Regions from separate parts of the Homo sapiens genome. Here all the other regions are linked to region 1. Evidence: chromatin contacts called from ENCODE Hi-C or POLR2A ChIA-PET data. All regions are on one chromosome and are shown on one strand. Each heading gives the region's core, a stretch centred on a gene start or an enhancer-like site at or near the end of the contact. The rest is flanking DNA. Distances are from core to core; before and after follow the strand shown. Region 1 holds the start of CCDC66 (coiled-coil domain containing 66). Region 2 holds the start of HTD2 (hydroxyacyl-thioester dehydratase type 2). Region 3 holds the start of WNT5A (Wnt family member 5A).

The links. Hi-C counts contacts between places; a loop is a spot of excess contacts on that map. ChIA-PET counts read pairs that join two places held with the same protein, here RNA polymerase II (POLR2A). Pooled maps may share reads with other maps.
Region 2: a loop to region 1 is called in a pooled map, with 7 times the contacts of the local background. The contact joins the promoter of HTD2 here to the promoter of CCDC66 in region 1. A Hi-C loop is called at or near these places in 8 of 50 pooled maps.
Region 3: a map of OCI-LY7 shows a loop between it and region 1 (7-fold over the local background). The contact joins the promoter of WNT5A here to the promoter of CCDC66 in region 1. A Hi-C loop is called at or near these places in 3 of 168 maps with a recorded cell type or tissue (OCI-LY7, chondrocyte and posterior cingulate gyrus) and 5 of 50 pooled maps. POLR2A ChIA-PET finds 5 or more read pairs at or near these places in 1 of 52 experiments (AG04449).

What each region holds. Positions count from the first base shown.
Region 1 is chr3:56,555,756-56,558,713 of GRCh38, forward strand. CCDC66 (coiled-coil domain containing 66) reads left to right here and starts at 1,420. Exons shown (of 18, transcript NM_001141947.3): 1 at 1,420-1,498. The coding sequence starts at 1,488. RefSeq lists enhancers at 863-1,535, 1,536-2,207, 1,676-1,835.
Region 2 is chr3:58,305,109-58,308,066 of GRCh38, forward strand. HTD2 (hydroxyacyl-thioester dehydratase type 2) reads left to right here and starts at 1,412. Exons shown (of 5, transcript NM_001348712.2): 1 at 1,412-1,543. RPP14 (ribonuclease P/MRP subunit p14) reads left to right here and starts at 1,137. Exons shown (of 6, transcript NM_007042.6): 1 at 1,137-1,309. RefSeq lists enhancers at 923-1,002, 1,193-1,452, 1,573-1,702.
Region 3 is chr3:55,485,896-55,488,853 of GRCh38, forward strand. It overlaps WNT5A (Wnt family member 5A), which reads right to left and starts at 1,411. Exons shown (of 5, transcript NM_003392.7): 1 at 1,085-1,411. The coding sequence starts at 1,090. WNT5A-AS1 (WNT5A antisense RNA 1) reads left to right here and starts at 1,723. Exons shown (of 2, transcript NR_046656.1): 1 at 1,723-1,984; 2 at 2,095-2,413.

The DNA.
Region 1 (2,958 bases), core at 170-2,669:
TCATATACATTGCTGGCAGAAATGTAAGATGCTGCAACTGTTATGAAAACAGTTTGGCAGTTTCTCGAAAAGTTAACCATAGAATTACCATGTGACCCAGTAATTCCACTCTTAGGTGTATACCAAGAAAATTGAAAATAGGGATTCAAACAGATACTTGTACATCAGTGTTCACTACAGCATTATTCACAATAACTAAAAGATGGAAACAACCCAAATGTCTATTAATGGATGAATGAGTAAACGAATTGTGGTATATATATACATAGAATGGAATACTATTCAATCATAAACAGATATGAAGCTCTGATACATCCTACAACATGGATGCACCTTGAATACATTATGTTACTTGAGAGAAGACACAAAAGGACAAATATTGTATGATTCCACTTTTATGACATGAAGTATCTATAATAGGCAAATTCCTAGAGACAGAAATAAGATTAGAGGTTTCTTAGGATTGAGGGGAGAGGAAAATGGGAAGTTGTTGCTTAATGGGTACAGAATTTTTATTTGGGGGTACTAAAAAGCTTTTGGAAAAATATACTGGCGTATTCCACAACATTGTATCATGGAATTGTCACTTGAAAATGGCTAAAAATAGCAAATTTTAACACACATATTACAACAATAAAAAATAAAAAAGTAAAGGTTTGTCAGGCATTTAATAATTAATACCTTTCATTGTTTTTGTCTGGAAAGAGTGTGTGCAAAGATACTTAACAACCAAATGTAATGTGTGATCCTTGATCGGCTCTTGCATTTTTTTTTTTTTTTTTTGAGACGGAGTCTCACTCTGTCGCCCAAGCTGCTGGAATGCAGTGGCGCGATTGGCTCTTGCTTTCTAAATAAAATGCCTATAAGATATTCTTAGGACAAGTGGGGGAAATTAAATCGGGAAGAGAATTATTATGAAATTAATGATCTTAGGTATAATAATTGTACTGCGGTTATGTAGCAGAACATCTATTCTTAGGAGATACATGCTGCAATGTTAAAGGGTTAAGTGTTACAATGTCTGCAATGTTAAAGGGTTAAGTGTTACAATGTCTGTAACTTACTTGCAAATGGTGACCCCAAAAAGGTGTGTGTGTGTGTGTGTGTGTGTGTGTGTGTGTGTGTGTGTGTGTGTGTGTGTGTGTGTGTCTGTGTACGCGCTTTGGAAGGCTACAATTGCGAGAAGCGCAGGTCTCCGCCACCGAAGCTTTAGACTCATAAGCCGGGTCAGGCCAAATTCCGCTGTGCGTAGGGGAACAAACGGCACAAACGGGGCACAAAAGGGGAACAAACGGCATACGCAACCGTCCCCGCGGGAGCCCCGGCCCAGCTCAGCGCACCCGCCAGCATGCCCCACCCTGATTGGTCCACTTGCTCAGCTCGCCGGCACCCCTATATCCAATTGGCGTAGCGCTTGCTGAGCGGCGGCGGCAACCGACGTACACAAGGGGCTTGAGCGTTCTGTGGAGAGAGTGCGAGGTCAGGCCATGAACTTGGGGTAAGCAGGGGTAAGCTGGGGTAAGCTGGGGTAAGCAAGGTGGTCGTCAGCGGAGAGGGAGGCATGTGTGTCTGGGTTGTCCCTTGGAGTCTTTACTGGAGAACGTTCCCAACCTGCGCCGCCGAGAGGGGCAGAGCCCAGTTCTCGGGTAGAAGATCGAGGCAGATGGGTCGGCCCTTAGCGACTCCACAGACCTTACGTTTTCACTTAATGACTAGCATTAAAACTGCCAGTGATCCCCTTTCGGTCCCTTATTTACCTCAGGATGAGGAGGGAAGAGAGGTGAGGAGGAAAGGAGAGAAATGACGAGACAGTTAGAGGAAGCGTGGCGGCTCCTGGGGAGGACTCCTGGCCCATGCCCCGGGTTCTTCGCCACCTTGTTTTTGGAGTCTTGCAGAATGTTGAAACGCCCAAATTCGTTTTAGGCCCACGAGGCGGGGAACCAGGCTTCTCAAGAAATCGATGTAGTACCAGTGCCTAACACCTAGTAGGCGCTCCTTAAGTAGGGGTGAATAAATAAAAAGGGCTGGTGCATGGTCTTCATCACTCGCAAGTTTGATATTTTGAGAAGATGAGAAGCCACCAAACTCAGACCTAACTACACATCGTTCAGCAAATGTTATTATGTTTTAGAATCTGGGGATATGGAAATAAATAAGATAGTGTGTCCCTTAAGGAGATTACAGTGCAGTGCGTCATTGAAGGTACTTTACCATTGAAGCTCTTTTCTTTCTTGGTGACGTTTCACCAACATAAACACGAACTGTTCATAACCCTACAATAAGGAAAGCCGTAAAACCTATTCTTTCCAGTGTTTTACCTTTAATAGTTAAGGTGAGGTAATTTGATTTCCCCTACCTGAGCAACACCGCAAATTTCGCATTCCTAATCAGACCTTTCCCAGCCTCTCTCTCCCTTGACTGGCTTGCTGGATTTAATTTTCTCTCTCTGAATTATGGACTGTATGTATGGGCTGCCATTTTTGTTCTCAGTGGAGTTTTAGGACCTTAACAGACGTTCAAGTTTTGTTGGCAGTGGCTACTGTTACTTTATGCCTTTGCTTCTGATATGCACGTATAAAGCACCATACTAAATATCACTATGTATTATTTGAAATATTGAAAGTGGTACTCTTTGCTCAAGCAGTTACTAACCTTGATGGCATTGTTAGTAGTCATATCGATGCTCCAGCACTCCATAGAATGTTTTAGTCATGAGTTCATTATGAAACTAATGAATGGCGGTTAAATATATCTTGTTCCTTTAACTTATGTGAGGAGTTTTGGTAACAGCATTATTAAAAAATGGTGGTATGATAACTTAATTTATAGTTTACCAATAACAAAATGAGATTTCAGGTTAATGATAACAATGCTTGTAGTATTGAAGAGTTTCAAGAATTTTCCCCCTGTAGTTGTGGGTTTTATCTTGGATTGCAAACGTTTTTAATTAAAACACTG
Region 2 (2,958 bases), core at 162-2,661, 1.7 Mb after region 1:
TTTTGCATAGTGCCTAGCACAAAGTAAGTCTTTACTTTGTGGGTCTTTCCAGGACGGCCTAGATAGAACACCTACTATGTGCTGGGAGTCACAAGGGACACTGAGAGTGGGTCCTATCTTTGGGGAGTGCTTGACATAGGAGATCTTGAGGAGAGGAGATGCTAGATATAATTTTGTAGGCTGGGCGCGGTGGCTCACGTCTGTAATCCCAACACTTTGGGAGGCGAGGTGGGTGGATTGCCTGAAGTCAGGAGTTTGAGACCTGCTTGGCTAACATAGTGAAACCCTGTCTCTACTAAAAATACAAAAATTAGGCCAGGCGCGGTGGCTCACGCCTGTAATCCCAACACTTTGGGAGGCCGAGGTGGACAGATCACGAGGTCAAGAGATTGAGACCATGCTGGCCAACATGGTGAAACCTCGTCTCGACTAAAAATACAAAAATTAGCTGGGCATGGTGGTGCATGCCTGTAGTCCCAGCTACTTGGGAGGCTGAGGCAGAAGAATCACTTGAAGGGAGGCGGAGGGTGCAGTGAGCCAAGATGGCGCCACTGCACTCCAGCCTGGGCGACAGAGCGAGACTCCATCTCAATAAATAAATTATAATATAATGAAAAAAATGTGTAGAATGACTCGGGCGCAGTTGCTCACGTCTGTAATCCCAGCACTTTGGGAGGCCAAGGTGGGCAGATCACTTGAGGCGAGGAGTTCGAGACCAGCCTGGCCAACATGGTGAAACCCCGTCTCTACTAAAAATACAAAAATTAGCCAGGCATGGTGGAGCATACCTGTAGTCCTAGCTACTCAGGAGGCTGAGGTGGGAGAATCGCTTGAGCCCTGGAGGCGGAGGTAGCAGTAAGCCAGATCGCGCCAGTGCACTCCAGCCTGGGCGACAGAGTGAAACTGTCTCAAAAAAACAACGAAAAAATTGTTGAATGAATGAATGAATGCATGAAGAAATGGATAACTATGAAGCACCGTCCAAGGCGGAAAAAACCCGCCCTAAACCGCACCCCAAGCAAATTGCACACACGGCTTTCCCGGAGTGGACACCAGAGGGCGCTGAGCTCGGCCGCTCTCAGCTCCGGATCAGGATTCGCGCCTGGGTCCTTAGGACGACGCCGCGTGGTGACGTCATATCCGCCTGGGCGTCACGCTTCGTGGGGCGGGACGAGGAGAAGCCAAACGTAAAGACACCAGGAGTTTCTCGGGCCCAGCTGTGGCTGCTGCCGGGGAGCCCCAAGCCTTGGCGGGTCCTTGCGGCGAATAGGAGTCTGGTCAGGCGTCAGGCTAGTCCGACGAAGAGTGGGTAGGTGGAAGCCTTCCAAAGAGCGGCGGTTGTCTGGGAGCCGTCTCAGTTGGCCGCGACCCGGGCGCATGCGCGGGGCGGGCGGTGCGCCTTGGGTAGCTTGTCCTCTCCGACCCCGGGCGCTGAGGGCCTCTGTACGGCGCCGCGTAGGGTCTCGGCCGCAGAACGTGGCCGAGAGGCCCGGGCGAGACTTCGGGACCGTGTCCTGAGCGCTCTCCATGCGCCCGGCGCGAGGTGAGCGCTAAATAGTGGTTGTTGAAAAATATTGAAAGCCACCCAAGTGCTCAGCAGTAAGGATATTGAGCTTTTTAAAGTGATTGATTTAGTCCAAAAATTGTACGTCGCACGCCCACTGTGCACGACCCAGTGTTTTAGGGCCTTGGGAAACAGCAGTGAACAAGATAGCAAGATTCTTGGAGTGGACTTTTGTTGGGGTGGGGAGGGGAAGTACAGATAAAGATAAACGAGTTACATAATTGTCATAGAAAAAGGCAAATGCTACGAAGAAGAAAGCAGGGACGGGGCATGGGGGTGGGGTGCGGTGTTAGCCGAGAAGGGCACTGGGCCAACCCGATTGAGATTTGAGCTAAGCCAGGAAGGGGGCAAGGGTGTGAGTCCGGTGGCTGCCTGGAGGAAGATCTTTCCCAGCATGGGGAAAAGCTAGAGCCGAGGCCCAGCGGTGGGAGCGAGACTGGCGCGTGAGAAAGAGCTAGGCTAGGCCTGTGTGGTGGCGGGGATTGAGCGGAGGGAGAATGGCAGGACATGAAGTCAGAGGTGTAGAGGGAGCAGTCCTGCAGGTGAGGCAGAGCCTTGCAGGCTGCTCTAAGGACTTTGGCCTTACTCTGGATAAAACGGGAACCATAGCAAGATTTTGAGCAGAGGAATGATGTAGCTTGAGTAGATGTTAATAGACTCACTGGCCGCCGTAGGGATGGAGAAGCGGGGGAGTAGGGAGAATCAGATTTATTACTAATAGGTCAGATTAGGAGCATCCCTGCGCAGCCACTAAAAAAGGCTGACTCTAGGCCGGGCGCGGTGGCTCATGCCTGTAATCCCAGCACTTTGAGGGGGCCGAGGTCGGCGGATCACTTGACGCCAGGAGTTCGAGACCAGCCTGGGCCAACATGGCGAAACCCCATTTGTACTAAAAATACAAAAGTTAGCTGGGCGTGATGACGTACGCCTGTAATCCCAGCTACTCAGGAGACTGAGGAGCGAGAATTGCTTCGACCCAAAGCACTCCAGCCTGGGCGACAGAGTGAGACTCCATCTCAAAACAAACAACAAGACTGACTTTAAAGATGACGATGACAGTAACTTCGTGAGCCCACATCTGTGGAGAGCCTGGTGAATATATTTAATACCAGTCTGTACAAAATAATTTCCCAGGTATCCTCTCCTTTAATGTCAGAACAGCCTGCAGAGGGCAGTGCTGTCATTTGTAAGTCTTTTTTTTTTTTTTTAATTGCAAAAAATACGTGACATAAAATTTATCGTAAGTAGCATTGAGTACATTCACAACGCTGTGCAGCCATCACCACTGTCCATCTCGTGAATGTTGTGTAAGTCTTCGTTTTACTGGCATCTAAGCCCTGGGTCTAATTTCACTCCCCTATTTTAGGCAGCCAGCTCCATCAAGGCAGTAACAC
Region 3 (2,958 bases), core at 161-2,660, 1.1 Mb before region 1:
TTCCAGGAAACATCTTAATTTCAATTCTAACCTTATTTTCTAAGAAACTTAAAATGGGAAAGACCAGAAAAATGGAAATAGGAATCGAAGCTTGGAGGACAGATAAGAAAAATTGTTTAGAAAATAAAAACTTATGTTGCAGGAAGAAACGTTAACTTTTCGTAAAAGTGAACTCTCAGTGACCCTCGGAGTGTGTGATTCGGCTTTAACATACAACTGACAATTAAAACAAACAAGAGTTCGCAAACTGGCCCCCGCCTGCTCTCCCAAAGCGGAGGCCCAAGTGTTTTCTAAAGGACAAGGCGGACTCCGCTCAGGGGGCCGGGGAGCGCTGTCCCGGAGTACGGGATTACAGCCACTACCACCACAACTCCCCGCCCCCACCACTGCTGCAAAGTGCCTGAGCTCACCCAGTGGCGGCTAATAATGCTAATAACGCGACCCCGCTCCCCGCGCCGGGGTGCGCGCTGGCCCCCCGCCAGGCACTCTTAAAGGCAAAGGGGCCTGAAGCGCTCGAGTTACTCGGCCAAGGCAAGCCTACAATCTGGCCTCCGTCGGTGCGGGGGGGTGTCGGGGAAGGTGTACGCCGCTCTGGAGTAGTTGGCCCCTAGTTCCTCTGCGGGTTCTCTCAACCAAGGAGTCCCTTTCCCCATCCCGAGCCCCGGCCACACACCGTCCCGGTGCCCGCGCAGTGGGCGCTTGGTAAATATTTGTTGAATTGAATCATTATCCTGTTACTGAAATATACATAGTAAATTACACTCGATGTTCTCAGAGCAAAAGGAAAGTCGTCAGTGAACCGCACTCAGTTTGTCTACTATCGCTCTTCCCCACTTTTTCTCAAAAATCAAAATTGTTTGCAGAACGGGTGGTGCGACCAGAAGTGATCTCCTGGGACACTGAGGCAGTGCGCCCGGCGTGGAGGGCGAAGGGGTAGGGGTTCCTGCCAGCGACGCTGGAGTTCCAGCTTCTTCAGGCGGTTGGGGAAATGGAGGGATAGGAAGAGGCGAAGGGAACTCAGTTAACTTCCAACAGGGGGTGGGGGGAAGTAAAGAAAAAAAGTGGCAGCGCACTGAACACCTACCTTCATGGCGAGGGGGAGGGGGCGCGGGGAGGAAGTCGCCACCCGAGCGAGCGCAGCCGAGGAATCCGAGCGGAGCGACCGGGTTAAGCCTGGGGGGACGGTCAGGAGCAGGGCTGCGGAGTCCTCCGGCGCGCGTCCGGCGGGCGCAGTGAACCGGAGCTGAAGCGGGCACTGGCGCCCGGGCCTGGACTCCCGAGTTGGGGCAGAGCTGGGATGCGCCCAGGAATGGAGGGGGCGCGGACGCGCGCGAGCCGGCAGCAAGGGCAGGGCCTGGTCGGGGCGCAACTAGGGAGCCGCCGGTCCGGCGAGGGCGCGCAGGCAACTGTTCCACGGAGAGGCGCTCCGTTTCCAACGTCCATCAGCGACGGCGGTAATTAGGGCTTTCCAACCCCAAATGTGGGCGTGATTGTGCAAAAGACCTTACGACAAATAATAATAAAAAGAAATTCTTCACAAGAGGGTGAAAAAAATGTACCACTACTCAACTGTGGCCCGGGGCGGGGGAAGGGGGGCGATCTGTGCGCCCAGGTGCCCCCAGTTCATTCACACCACAGATTCTGCAAACTCTTGGCGGCTCACGCCTCCTGATCTCCAGCTCCTCCTCTCTGGGTCTGTAGCCGAAACGTCTGCTTCCAGACGCTGATCCTGCAGCCGCGAGTTAGTGTGGACGTCTCTGTACACACACAGACACACACCCCAACACACACACCCCCGCTGCAGCTTTGGGGCCACAGAACAATCAGGCGCGCATGGCTTTTTCTCCGGGAGATGCCGCTGAAAACGCACAAGTCGCCATCTGAGCTGCAAGAGTCAGCCCCAAATTGTGTCCTTTCATTTTAGGGTTCGGCAAAAACGGGGAGCAAAATAGGTGAAAGTCGCCCCGGAACTTATTGCTGTGCGGTGAGCTGGAGGGGTGCGACTAACCCAGGGGAGACGCGGGCTCCCCCCCCCCACCACGTATCCCGTTCTTTCTCTCTTCGGGTTGATCTCTCTTTTCCCCGTTTTTCCAGGGCGAAGGGCGAAGAGCAGCGAGTGCACCGCGGGCGCGAGGCTGGGGAAGGGCGAGAGCTCGGAGCTCCGCGGCGGCGACTCAGCTCCGGCGGTCCATGGCCGGCGAAGCTGCCCACCTCCTCGTTTGGCGCCCGGGTCCGAGGGGCGGGAGAGCGGGCCGGCGGGAGGCGGGCGGTCCCGGGCACAACGGCGGCGGCGGAAGGGCTCGCTGGGCAGCTGCCGCACGGACCCCGGCTCTGGGCGGCGGAGGCGGCTCCGTGGAGCTCGCAGCAGATTTCCACGCGATCCTGTGCCCCGCAAACAGACTGACCGACCGCGGGGACGCGTCCCCCCCTCCCACCCCCCAGCCCTTCTGGCCAACTGCCTTACTCTCTCCCTCCCTCTCTCCAGACTCCTCTTTCCCCTGGTGTTCTCAGAAGGAAGAAAAAAAAAAAAAGAAAGAAAGAAAGAAAGAAAAAAGTTCTTTAAAGTTTCAGAACTAGGGGCGGCTGGAAAGAGAGAGGGAAGGGGGGGGAAGAAAGAAAAAACTCAACTTTGCTATGCGCATGCGTGGTGAGGCCGGCCTATGACAAACTCTGCAGGATTTTAAAGCCGTACTACGGGCTGGGGTGCCGGGAGGCGGGGTACACTCTCCTTGTCTCCCCTTCTCTAAGTTCCCCATCCCCCGCGGCATCTGCTGAAAGAGAGAGGTCCACTCCGCAGCCGCTGCCTGCCTGCCGCCTGGTTGTCTGCGCTCCTTCCAGAGCCACCGACCGGCGGGAGGCTGAACCCCAACTTCCCCGCCTGGACCCCTTGGCTCGCCCGCGTATCCCAGACCGCTCCCACTGGGGCTCCACGGAGACTGCTGCCTTGACATGGAACCT